2 separate regions of the Mus musculus genome follow, and region 2 is linked to region 1. A link is a loop called in an ENCODE intact Hi-C map of the cell type or tissue named here. Cell type or tissue: heart. All regions are shown on one strand. Each heading gives the region's core, and the rest is flanking DNA. Links, peaks and the distances in the headings are about the cores only.

What was found. Peaks named below come from ENCODE experiments on the same cell type or tissue, not always from the same donor. Only the 100,000 strongest peaks of a DNase experiment are listed, where the experiment ranks them.
Region 2: it touches region 1 in a loop (4-fold over the local background); 8 of 42 quality-filtered maps call a loop at or near these places.

What each region holds. Positions count from the first base shown.
Region 1 is chr1:43,194,021-43,199,397 of GRCm38, reverse strand. It overlaps a transcript of Fhl2 not described here. Among named protein-coding and RNA genes, the nearest start is that of Fhl2, 33 kb to the right of the region's middle. In heart, for the core only: no CTCF peak of the experiment used is centred there; a DNase peak (open chromatin) is centred at 2,397; H3K4me3 peaks cover 2,004 bases; H3K27ac peaks cover 2,070 bases.
Region 2 is chr1:43,244,623-43,249,999 of GRCm38, reverse strand. It overlaps Gm29040 (a long non-coding RNA gene), which reads left to right. Exons shown (of 3, transcript XR_003947809.1): 3 at 1-1,842. Among named protein-coding and RNA genes, the nearest start is that of Gm29040, 14 kb to the left of the region's middle. In heart, for the core only: no CTCF peak of the experiment used is centred there; DNase peaks (open chromatin) are centred at 2,199 and 4,769; H3K27ac peaks cover 2,178 bases.

The DNA.
Region 1 (5,377 bases), core at 216-5,215:
CATCCCCTAGAAGCTAATCTCACACTGGAAGTCCCTGCATTGTATGAGAGCTAATCTTTCTCTTGTCTACCATACCCAACACAACAGACATATTAGCAAGAGCAAAGCACATAAATGCATTTGATCCCAGTTCCATATGACACAGGAGATTGTAGACTGGAAACTAGGAGGCTACTAATGTTTGTATATAGATCTATGAAGGACAGGTAGAAATGTGATCAAGCAGAGGTGTGAGGGAAATGGAAGTAGAGTGGGGAAATCCAGCCAGGCCTGGATGTCCAGGCTCTTGCTGAGTCCTCTGTACAGTTTTTCTTCCCTCCAGGGGAAAAAACCCCGGGAAGAATTAGTGTGGTACTTTTAAGTTTTATGGCTGCATTTAGGGGAAAGGAAAGTGGTTATAATTTCTATAACACACTTTGGGAAAGATGAATTATAATCTTGGTAGTCTGCTTCAGAGTAGAGTGAGCAGTAAGAGCCAGGGGGTGGCAGGAGCTGAGAGACTAACTCTGAGGCCCATGGATCAGTCAATGACACCAGAGGCAGGAAAGGCTGGTCAACCCAAGGACTTTGTCAACCCCATTCAGAAAGACAGTCTAGGGGGTTGAGGCTTCAGCTCCAGTGGTGGCTTGAGCCACCACTGTTTAGAATTATCCCAGGCCATTCTTCATGACAGCCATCTGACAGAAACACTTTGAGAACCCATTCTATACCTTAGATCATAGGGATAAAAAAATGGATTCCAGAGATGCAACTTGGTGGGTAGTATTTTTCATCTGGATCCAAGATTTCCACAACCCACAGTTGAATCCACAGACGCAGAAGGTAAAGTTACTTAGAGCTGATCCAAGACAACTCCTGCCCTTCTTGAAAGCTTTTCCCAACAGGGATAGATGGAAAACCCTGCCTCCTAACCTTCCCTAGCCTCTATATCCCTCTAGTCCTCTTCCAGGCCAGGAGCAGAGTCACCAGTTGGCAGGGAGCAGCTGGACACTTGAAAGGAAACTTTACCCCTCCTCCCATTTGAGGGTATAAAACATTAACCAGCTCTGCTGGGATGATCTGTGCAAAGGGAAGAGGTGTCTTTGTCACTGTTCTATGGCTATGAAGAGACCCCAAGACCAAGGTAACTCATATAGAAGAAAGAATTTAATTGGGAGCTTGCTTACAGTTTCTGAGGTTTATTCCATAATCATTATGGTGGGGAGCATGACAGCAGAAAGCAGGATTAGTCTGTTAGCATCATGGCAGGAAGCAAACAGGCATGGTGCTAGAGCAGTCGCTGAGAGCTTTAAATCCTAATCCTGATCCAAAAGGGGGGGGGGGGAGGATAGGAAAGAGAGGGAAAGAGAGAGAGGGAGAGAGAGGGAGAGAGGAAGAAAGAGAGAGAGGGGGAGAGAGGGGAAGAGATAGGGAGAGAAGGGCAGAGAGGAGGAGAAAGAGGGAGAAAGAGAGAGGGGAGAGAGGGAGAGAGAGAGAGAAGGGCAGAGAGGAGGAGAGAGAAAGAGAGGGAGAGAGAGGGGGAGAGAGGGGGAGAGAAGGAGAGAGGGAGAGAGGGAGAGAGGAAGAGAGAGACAGGGAGAGAGGGGGAGAAAGGGAGAGAATGGGAAAGAGGGGGAGAGAGGGGGGGAGAGGGAGAGAGGATGAGAGAGAGAGAAAGAGAAAGGGAGAGATGAGGGGGGAGAGAGAGGGGGAGAGGGGAGAGTCTGGGTCTGGTGTGGGCTTTTGAAACCACAAAGCTCACTCCCAATGACACACCTCCAACAAGTCCACATCTGCTCCAACAAGGCCACACTTCCTAATGAAAAAGAATCTACAGAACTGTCCTCGCCTACTATCTGTCCATACCCCTGCAGTGGGATGAACTGACCCAAGCCAATCTACTGTGAGAACTCAGTAGCTAGTGCCAAACACACAGCCTAGGGATAGGATGGAGGCAGGGGCATGAGATGCCATGACCATCTACTCAGACATTGGAAACTTAAGGAGGCTCTGGAGTAGTCTTCTGGCACATGGCTCTGTCAAAGACTCCAATAAACCCTCCATTTCAGTCCCACACAGAATCACTAGTCACTCATGAGTAGGGATAAGAGAGAAGGCATGCCTTTCTGGAAATGAATTCCAGTCCACAGCCAAACATGTGCCTGGTGCTATATCCCACAAATCCTTTTGGGCTTTCTAGAATACTCACGTAGGCAGATGCCCTTGTCCGTGTAAGCTGGGGAAGGAAGGTCAGTAAACTGTTTCCAACAGGGAGCGTCAAACACCAGGCTCTCCCTTCTGAGCCCTTGGACGTGCTCATGTATCCCCAGAGAAGTGCCTCCCACTCTTGTGCCAGCTGTCTGCAGCCTCCAATGAGGCATACAGCCCTGGGGTATACACTGAGAAGTTCTGGACCAAGCAGCCTCCCTCTTGCAGTTACTCTTATATTACTGGAATACATGTGAGGTCCTGGGAGGGTGTCCTTGAAACAGGCAGGCCAAATGGGGACGTGCATAGCAGCCCCTTCCCAACTGGAGCCTATGACTTTCTGCATTTAGAGACCAAAAAAGGCTTGCAGGAGCCAGGGTTGGACTCTTATCTACTGGGCTGGGCCAGTGGACATGCCTTATTTATAACTCTGCTGACAAAAGTCCCACAACATTAAAGCAACCCAATGAAGCCCAGGGCCTGCCTGCACAGTGCTGGCCCTCATCCCCACTGGTCTGGTTGCTGGGCAGAAGGAAGGGCTCTGACCTCTAACATCACAGGTAAGGATCTCATTTACTTTGTTTGTTTGTTTGGTCTTTGTTTCTTTGTTTCTTCATGCCAGTCAATTCCAGTGCACATTCAGGCCATACATAAATGCCAACTGGGCTCAGATGGCTTTGTGCTCAGCACAAAGGGAGTGTCTTAGACCCAGGCAGGCACTGGGACCTCAGGACCCCAGCTCCCCAAACAGCCACTTGGATGCTGAGAAGAGCCAGGGTGCCTCCTCACCTTGACCTCTCTTGGTGGGAAACAGAACTGAAAGCCAGAAGAGCTTTTAAAGAGAAAGCAAAGGAAGAAGAAAAATTCTAACATAAACACAAGATAGGGTCAAACAGCAAGGTACTTGAGCCCCCCTCCCCTCCCCATCCCAGTATTTCCGGAAGGCCTGGGTGGACAGGCCAATTACTGATGTGTCTGATTACTCTGGGAAAGCATGTTTATACAAGATGACTTACATGCTAGGGCTGATAGTTTGAAAGTCCAGAGCTACTGTGTACTTTAATGGGACTATGTGCAGATTTTACTATTTCTTGCAGTTAAGCTGTACTGGACTGAATGATGCTCTGGCAGATTGCATAACATTCTCAATATTGATAAAATGACACAGATGGCAATGATATAGTTTATAGAAGGATCCCTTGCCAGACTCTATGTGATGAATTTTACCATAATTAAAAAAAAAAAAAACCTCAACCCAGGTTTGTTTGTTTATAATTCTGAAGCTCAAACATAAAACCCAAGTTTTAGGCTCATATGATTTTACCTCACAGGTACAGTTTACAGATTTGTTGTTGTGTTCTTCTTTCTCTGGGAATGTAAATTGGATTCTGTGTTATTACTAGGCTGATATTCAAATGTTTCATGATTAAGTCAAATACACAGTAGGATTCAGCCTATTTTACAAAAGCCTTTGGTTTTCATTGAGTGGAGGACTAATCAGTTCAGATCATTACATTTTAGGAACTTTTTCTAATGTTAAAAAAGACTAGGGGACTGGAGAGCTGGCCTAGTGGTTAAGAGTGCTGGCTGATCTTAACTGGATCCCAGAAGTCAACTCACAACTATCTATAATCCACCTTTAGGGACCTCTCTGGCCTCTTCTGGCCTCTGTAGATCAGCATGTACATGTACACATACACATACACGTGTGTGTAAAGAGATACATAATGACACATATACGCACACACACACAAACACACACAAAAATCAATAATGAAATAAATGTTTTCCAAGCACGGAAAAGCTAGGGATGGAATCCAGGGTCTTGCTGGGCAAACCTTCTATTATCAAGTTAGGCGTGCCCTTGCTAGCCTTAAGAAAATATAAGATAGAATGTCTACTAAGAGCTATGCAATCTCCCCTGATAGGGTCCTCTGATTGTCCAGATCCAACCTGTTGTTAAGCAAGTTTTGAACTTGTAGATTTTGTCATTCTACTTAGTACTTCTAGAACCTTCCCTCCAAAATTCTAGAACACTCTGTACTTTCCCTCAATTTCCAAGCCCAGAGTGTAGACACCTTTCTCTTCATCTCAAAATACTTAGTACTTGGCATAAAGTGACCCTGGTACTGATTTTAAGTCTCTTTTTGGCACCAAAATAAGAGATAAAATTATATTCTTAGGGTTTCTAGTTCCCTTTGGTTTTTTTCTTTTTTTTTTTCTTTTATTGGATTTTTTTAAATTTACATTTAAATGTTGTCACCTCTCCAGGTCTCCCCTCCGGGACTCCCCCCCCCAACCCCACCCTCTATGAGGGTGTGCCCCCACCCATCCACCCACTCCCACCTTCCTGCCCTGGCATTCCCCTACACTGGGGCATTGAACCCCCAGAGGACCAAGGACTGCTCCTCCTACTGATGTCCATCAAGGCCATCCTCTGCCACATGGAGCCATGGGACCCTCCATGTGTACTCTTTGGTTAGTGGTCCAGTTCCTGGGAGGTCCGGGGTGGGGGTCTGACCGGTTGACACTGTTGCTCCCTCCACGGGGCTGCAAACCCCCTCAGCTCCTTCAGTCCCTTCTCCAACTCCTCCATCTGGGACCCCGTGCTCAGTCCAATGGTTGACTGCAAGCATCCACCTCTGTATTTGTCAGGCTATGGCAGAGCCTCTCAGGAGACAGCTATATCAGGCTCCTGTCAGCAAGCATTTCTCAGCATCCACAATAGCGTCTGGGCTTGGTGACTGTATATGGGATGAATCCCACAGTAGGGCAGTTTCTGGATAGCCTTTCCTTCAGTCTGTGCTCCACACTATGTCTCCATATTTCCTCCTGTGAGTAATTTGTTCACCCTTCTAAGAATCACTGAAGCATCCACACTTTGGTCTTCCTTCTTCTTGAGCTTCATATGGTCTGTGAATTTTGGCTATTCTGAGCTTTCGGGCTAATACCCACTTGTCAGTGAATGCATACCATGTGTGTTCTTTTGTGACTGGGTTACCTCACTCAGGATGATGGATATTTTCAAGTTCCATCCATTTGCCTGCAAATTTTATGAAGTCATTGTTTTTAATAGCTGAGTAGTACTCTATTGTGTAAATGTACCACATTTCTGTATCTATTCCTCTGTTGAGGGGCATCTGGGTTGTTTCCAGCTTCTGGGTATTATAAGTATGGCTGATATGAACAT
Region 2 (5,377 bases), core at 302-5,301, 51 kb before region 1:
GGAAGTTTAGTTGCCATAAATTCCTTAGGAAAACAGCTTGGGTTGGGGGCTAGTGTGTACACCTATGTAATGTATAAGATTGGAGGCTGAAAGGGAACTTCAGAGGTATTGTGGGGGTTTGAATGGTTGAGAATGGCCTAAGTAGGCTCTTATGTTTGAATATTTGGTCCCCAGTTAGTGGAACTCTTTGGGAAGAATTAGTAGGTGTGGCCTTGTTTGGAAGAGGTGTGTCATTATGGGTAGGCTTTGAGGTTTCAAAAGCTCATGCCATTCCCAGCTATCTATCTCTGCCTTGTGGTTATTCCAAGATGTAAGCTTTCAGCTACTGCTCTGTCCCCATGCCTGTCTTGCCTGTGCCATGCTCCTATCATGATAGGCATGAAACTGTAATCCCCAATTAGTATCTTCTTTTATAAGTTGCTTTGGTCATGGTGTCTCTTTGTCACCATGTAACCAAGACAATAGTGTTTACAGGAGGTAAACACTTCTCATTATTCCTCTGTACTGATCTTCACATGGTGGCAATTTCATATGGCTCAAGTGAATAGCACTGTGGGAAATGAGAAGGTGGTGGTAGTGTTAGAAGACAGACAACACCACTGCACAGAAGGGGTGTGGCTCTTCCCATCCAGCAACTCTAAAACCAGGCAGGAGATTTGATTCAGCAGTGGTCAAAACCAGTTCTCAAATATTTAGAGGACTTAAGATATACTGGGAGAACTAAGATGCAAATGAGTTGCAGAAGATTTATTTACTATTAAAACTAAAGGGTAGTTCTGAAGCCTCATGTCTTCCATGATCCAATGACCTGAGACTTCAGTAATGGTAGTAAGGTCAAGAAAGAGAATCAGACTGACAATGTAGGTAAACAGCGTCTTTGAGACCAAGATTGTACATGAGGGATACGTAACTGAGGTCATAGTGTTTATTTGGTGCATAAACTATATATTAAACGTCCTTAACTTCAGCAGCAGGTATGACTGTGTGTGCCGCATGCTGGGGTCAGGACAGTATAGATGGAAGGACTAATAAAAAGAGACAAAGCAAAAATCCATGTTAGTGGGCACTGATAAACACCTCTATGAACTCCTCGTATCCCTGTGACCAGAGGATAGGGCAGTGAAGGCCTTGGGATGTTTCATGTTCTGGTGCCCACCAGATCCTAGCTGACAGATATTGATCAAAACTGCCAGTTGGATGCTAACTCCTCATTCCTGATAATTAAACTGGAAAGGACTTCAAACTGTGAGAACAAAGAGTGCAGACAGACAGCCTCAGACTGCTCAAAATATCTTCCCCAGGGTCCCTCAGTAGGTAGCCCTTTCCAAGAATGTGTTTATCAAAAGGGCAACTGGAAACTTTGCTTTCCTATGAACTCTGCTAACTTGCAACTTGAGATAGCCACAGATTGCCTCTCTTCAGAGAAGTATACTAACTATTTATAATTTCAGCTGGGACTGTCACCTCCCCTCTATGGCTAAAAGTTAGGACACATCCATTTGCCCGTCCAGGTTATGAGTGGTCTTGGATGTGCCTGCTGCCCAGCTAACTGCAAATGTTTCGTTGTAGATACATTCTTGTTCAGACTGGAAAACCATAGTCTAAGATGCTTCCAGAAGCAACTGTTCTGTCTCTACCCCTTGGGGTACTTTCAAGAACTGTCTACCACCAGAGGAACTTATCTGACTTGCACTACAATATACTGTCAAGACACAAGAGGCCAGCAAGCATGATTTTGTACTGGAATTTTACATCTTCCTACTAAGGCTCCAATTGGAACCTTGAATTTTTTTATACAAGGGAAAAAATGGATCATACATCTATTAGAGTAGCAGGGTCCTGCTCTTACCTAGGGGGTCTCCTGCCACTTCAAATATAAGTTTCCAACTCAGCTTAGTAAGCAATTCTCAAGTCTGAATACATGAAATAGCAACAGGGAAAAAAATCTGAAAATTGAAAACTCCAAGCCATCCAAATCAGTGCAGGCTTGCCCTGTCCTTCTGGTGCTGCCTAAAGTACAGTCACAAACATGTTGGTTGGTTTCCATGTGCACACCTCCCTCTTATAGCAAACCCCTAAATCCTCCAGAAGTCTCTTGTTTCTGCCCACAGGCCCTGTTGTGGAATGTCCCTCCTGGGCCCTGGATCTGAAGGGGCCTCACACACAGCTCATCACCTCTGAAGCACCATGAACAAAGCAGCCAGATGAGAACTCCCAGCAGACAGCTACTGATGGAGAGACCAAAAGTGTGGAGTTGTGAAAGCAGGGCTTCAGATAACAGGCAGGTCAGAGCCAGTGCCTTTCTGAGGAGAGGTCAGCCTTCCTCTCACTAAAACTACATCTGAAAATAGGAAGGGCACGTGATGTCAGAGGAGGCTCCATTAAGAGCTGGTGTTGCTCCAATGTGTCCCAGAAGTCCTCAAGTATAAAATATAAGAACAATTTTCCCAAATAATCACATTAAAAACCTTAGCTCATCTCTACCTCTTCTTTCTGAAGGACACTAAATTACTTCTCTATTGCTGTGACAAAATACTATGACTGTGACAACCTACAGATGAAGGAGTGAATCTGGGCTTACGGTTCCATCAGGATTAGCATCCATGATGGACAGAGCAAATGCGTGGCGGTTGGAGCTGGAAATGGAGGTCACGCTGTCAACCTCAAGCAGGAAGCAGAGAGTGAACTAGAAATGGTACAATGGTATAAGTCTTTATGCTCTCAAAGCTCACCTCCAGTGATATCCTTTCTCCAGAAAACCACATCTTCTAGATCTATTCAGGGGGGTGGCATTTGATTCAAATGACGACAGACCATTACCTCACCTGAGGAAATGCCTTAGACTCCAGTTTGAGGACTGAACAGCATTGCAAGTCATGGGTTAGGAGTCAGCCAAACCTAGCCTTGAAGTCTAGCCCTATCACTTCCAACATAGACCAGACCAGCTTACTTGACTTCTCAGAGCCTGCTTCCACTACATTATTGATTTGGAGACTAGGGCCAGAAAGATGGCTTAGTTGGTAAACATGCCTGCCACCAAGCCTGGCGAATAGAGTGCAAGCCCTGGAATTCGCAAGGTGGAAAGGAAGAACTAGCCCCTACAAGTTGCCCTCTGACTCCTGGGAACCGTGTACACTCAGTAGCATACATGTGTGCATGCTTGAGTTTGCATGCACACACACAAAATGTTAAATCTTGTGTGTGTGTGATTTGAAGATTGAATATAATATATGGAAAGCGGTCATGTCCTGTGGTGCTAGCACACAGCAAGCCCTCCATGATGCCCTCAAGTCACCGGGGCAAGATTCCTCATCTTAGAAGTCTTCAGGGATGACTTCTAAGATTTCTACCCCACTTTCTGCCTTAAGCTTCTTTTCCACAACAACAAACATATTTTCTTCTAAGTCAGCCTCCGGAAGTCAAGATTAAAATGTCATAAAAAAGCATGTGTACATAATTCATAGATAATTTATCTAGCATGCTTTAGGCCCCGAGTTTGATTCCTAACACTGGAAAACAATAAATCAGCCAGGAATATTTTTATTCAGTCATTCATTCATTCTGTTGTTGATCATCTAGCTCTGTAGTTTATGCTGATCTCTCTATGTGGTTCAGGCTGTCCAGAAATTTGAAGCAACCCTCCTATCTCAACCTCCCACGTGTTATAGTTGCAAGAGTGACCCCACCCCAAACACAAGAGTGACCCCCTCCCTCTACAAGGTTCAGGCCAGAAATAGGTATTTTAAAAATTACTTTAGAGTTGTGTCCTAAAATTATATTCTTCAAACTTCAGGAAATGGAACTTTTAGCTCTTAAAATACTTTTCAAATACAGTAAAGGAATTTAATATTTAATTAATCTTGAATAAAAATAACAAAAATGTAACTTGACTTTCTTTTTAAAGGATATTTGGGATTATAAAGAATGAGTAAAAGTTGCTGGGACTTTGAGGAAAAAGAGGTATTCCTACAAAGACCAAGGATTTAAGAAAACTCTGTAACATAAAAGTAGCAAACGAAACCGATAGTTAAAGTAGTTGTAATAAAAAATATTGAAATTGAAAGACATTTCAAAATAATTAATTATCATGCTGAAAGGGGGAGATAATTGTTCACTGAACAAGAAAAGAATTCATTCTTTAAGAAAGCATTCAAATACCAAACGAGAAGTTTTAAAAATAAAACTGTAATAGTAGCGATGAAAATTCCATTAGACATTTGAAAGTTTAAAATAGAGAAAAACATTTCAGAATTGTATAAAACAGAACCATGTTGGCTGAGCACTTCACCAAAATGGATGCAACCATCGGATTTACCTTCCACCATCTTTGTTTGTGACATCATGAAAATTGTCATAACCAAGTGATTTCACCATCTTAGTCAGTGCAACCATGGATCTTGAACCAAGTGGCGTCACCCATAAAACTTTTAGCCCCATGGAACCCTCAGGGGATCACCCTTTATATTAGACTAACAAAATAACACCAGACTTCCCTGGTTGTTTTCTGGGGTTACTGTTTGTTTGTTTTAGTTTTTTTATTGTTGTTTGATATAATTTTGACACATTGTTTTATACGACATATTTACTGATTTCTAGAAAGAACTTTAAAGGTTTCCTAGCCATGTGCCTTCAACACTAGCCAGGTATCCAAGGCAGCTGATAGTTTGAAATTGCTAGACGCAAAGCTCATGTGAATTTACATCAGTCTAGAACTGAGTCTCTGAGATTCATAGATCCCTAGGGAAGCCAGAAGAATCTGTTGCCAGGCTCCAATAACAGCTGGAGGCAGAGAGCCTGTGTGGGCTGGAGGCTGGAGATGCACGCTGTCCTGGACCTCAGTGTCTTCTCTTTCTGCAGAGCATGCATTTCCAAGTCTGTTATTTTCCAGCTGAAATACTCAGGACTTCTCTGCTCCAAACTTGTCTATTTTTGTTTCTGTCCCACTGCATGCTGGGAACCCATACTTTTGTTTTTGCTTTCTTTTTTAATTAATTAACTAATTAATTAATTTACATCCCAAACACTACTCCCCATGTCCCTCCTTCACAGGGGTCCCTCCCTCGCCCCTTCTCTGCTGAGAGGGTGGGGGTCTCCTAGGTATCCCCCCCACCTGGCACGTCAAGTCTCTTCCAGATTACCTGCAACCTCTACCACTGAGATCAGCCAGGACAGCCATGAAAACTGAGCTGCCTGTCTGCTACATATGTGCTAGAGGCCTTTGCAACCCATGTATGTTCTTTGATTGGTGGCTTAGATTCTGAAAGCCCTCAGGACTCTAGGTTTGTTGACTCTGTTGGTCTTCCTTTGGGGTTCCCATCTACTTTAGGGCTTTCAATCCTTCCCCTAACTCTTCCATAAGTGTCCCTGACTTCTGTCT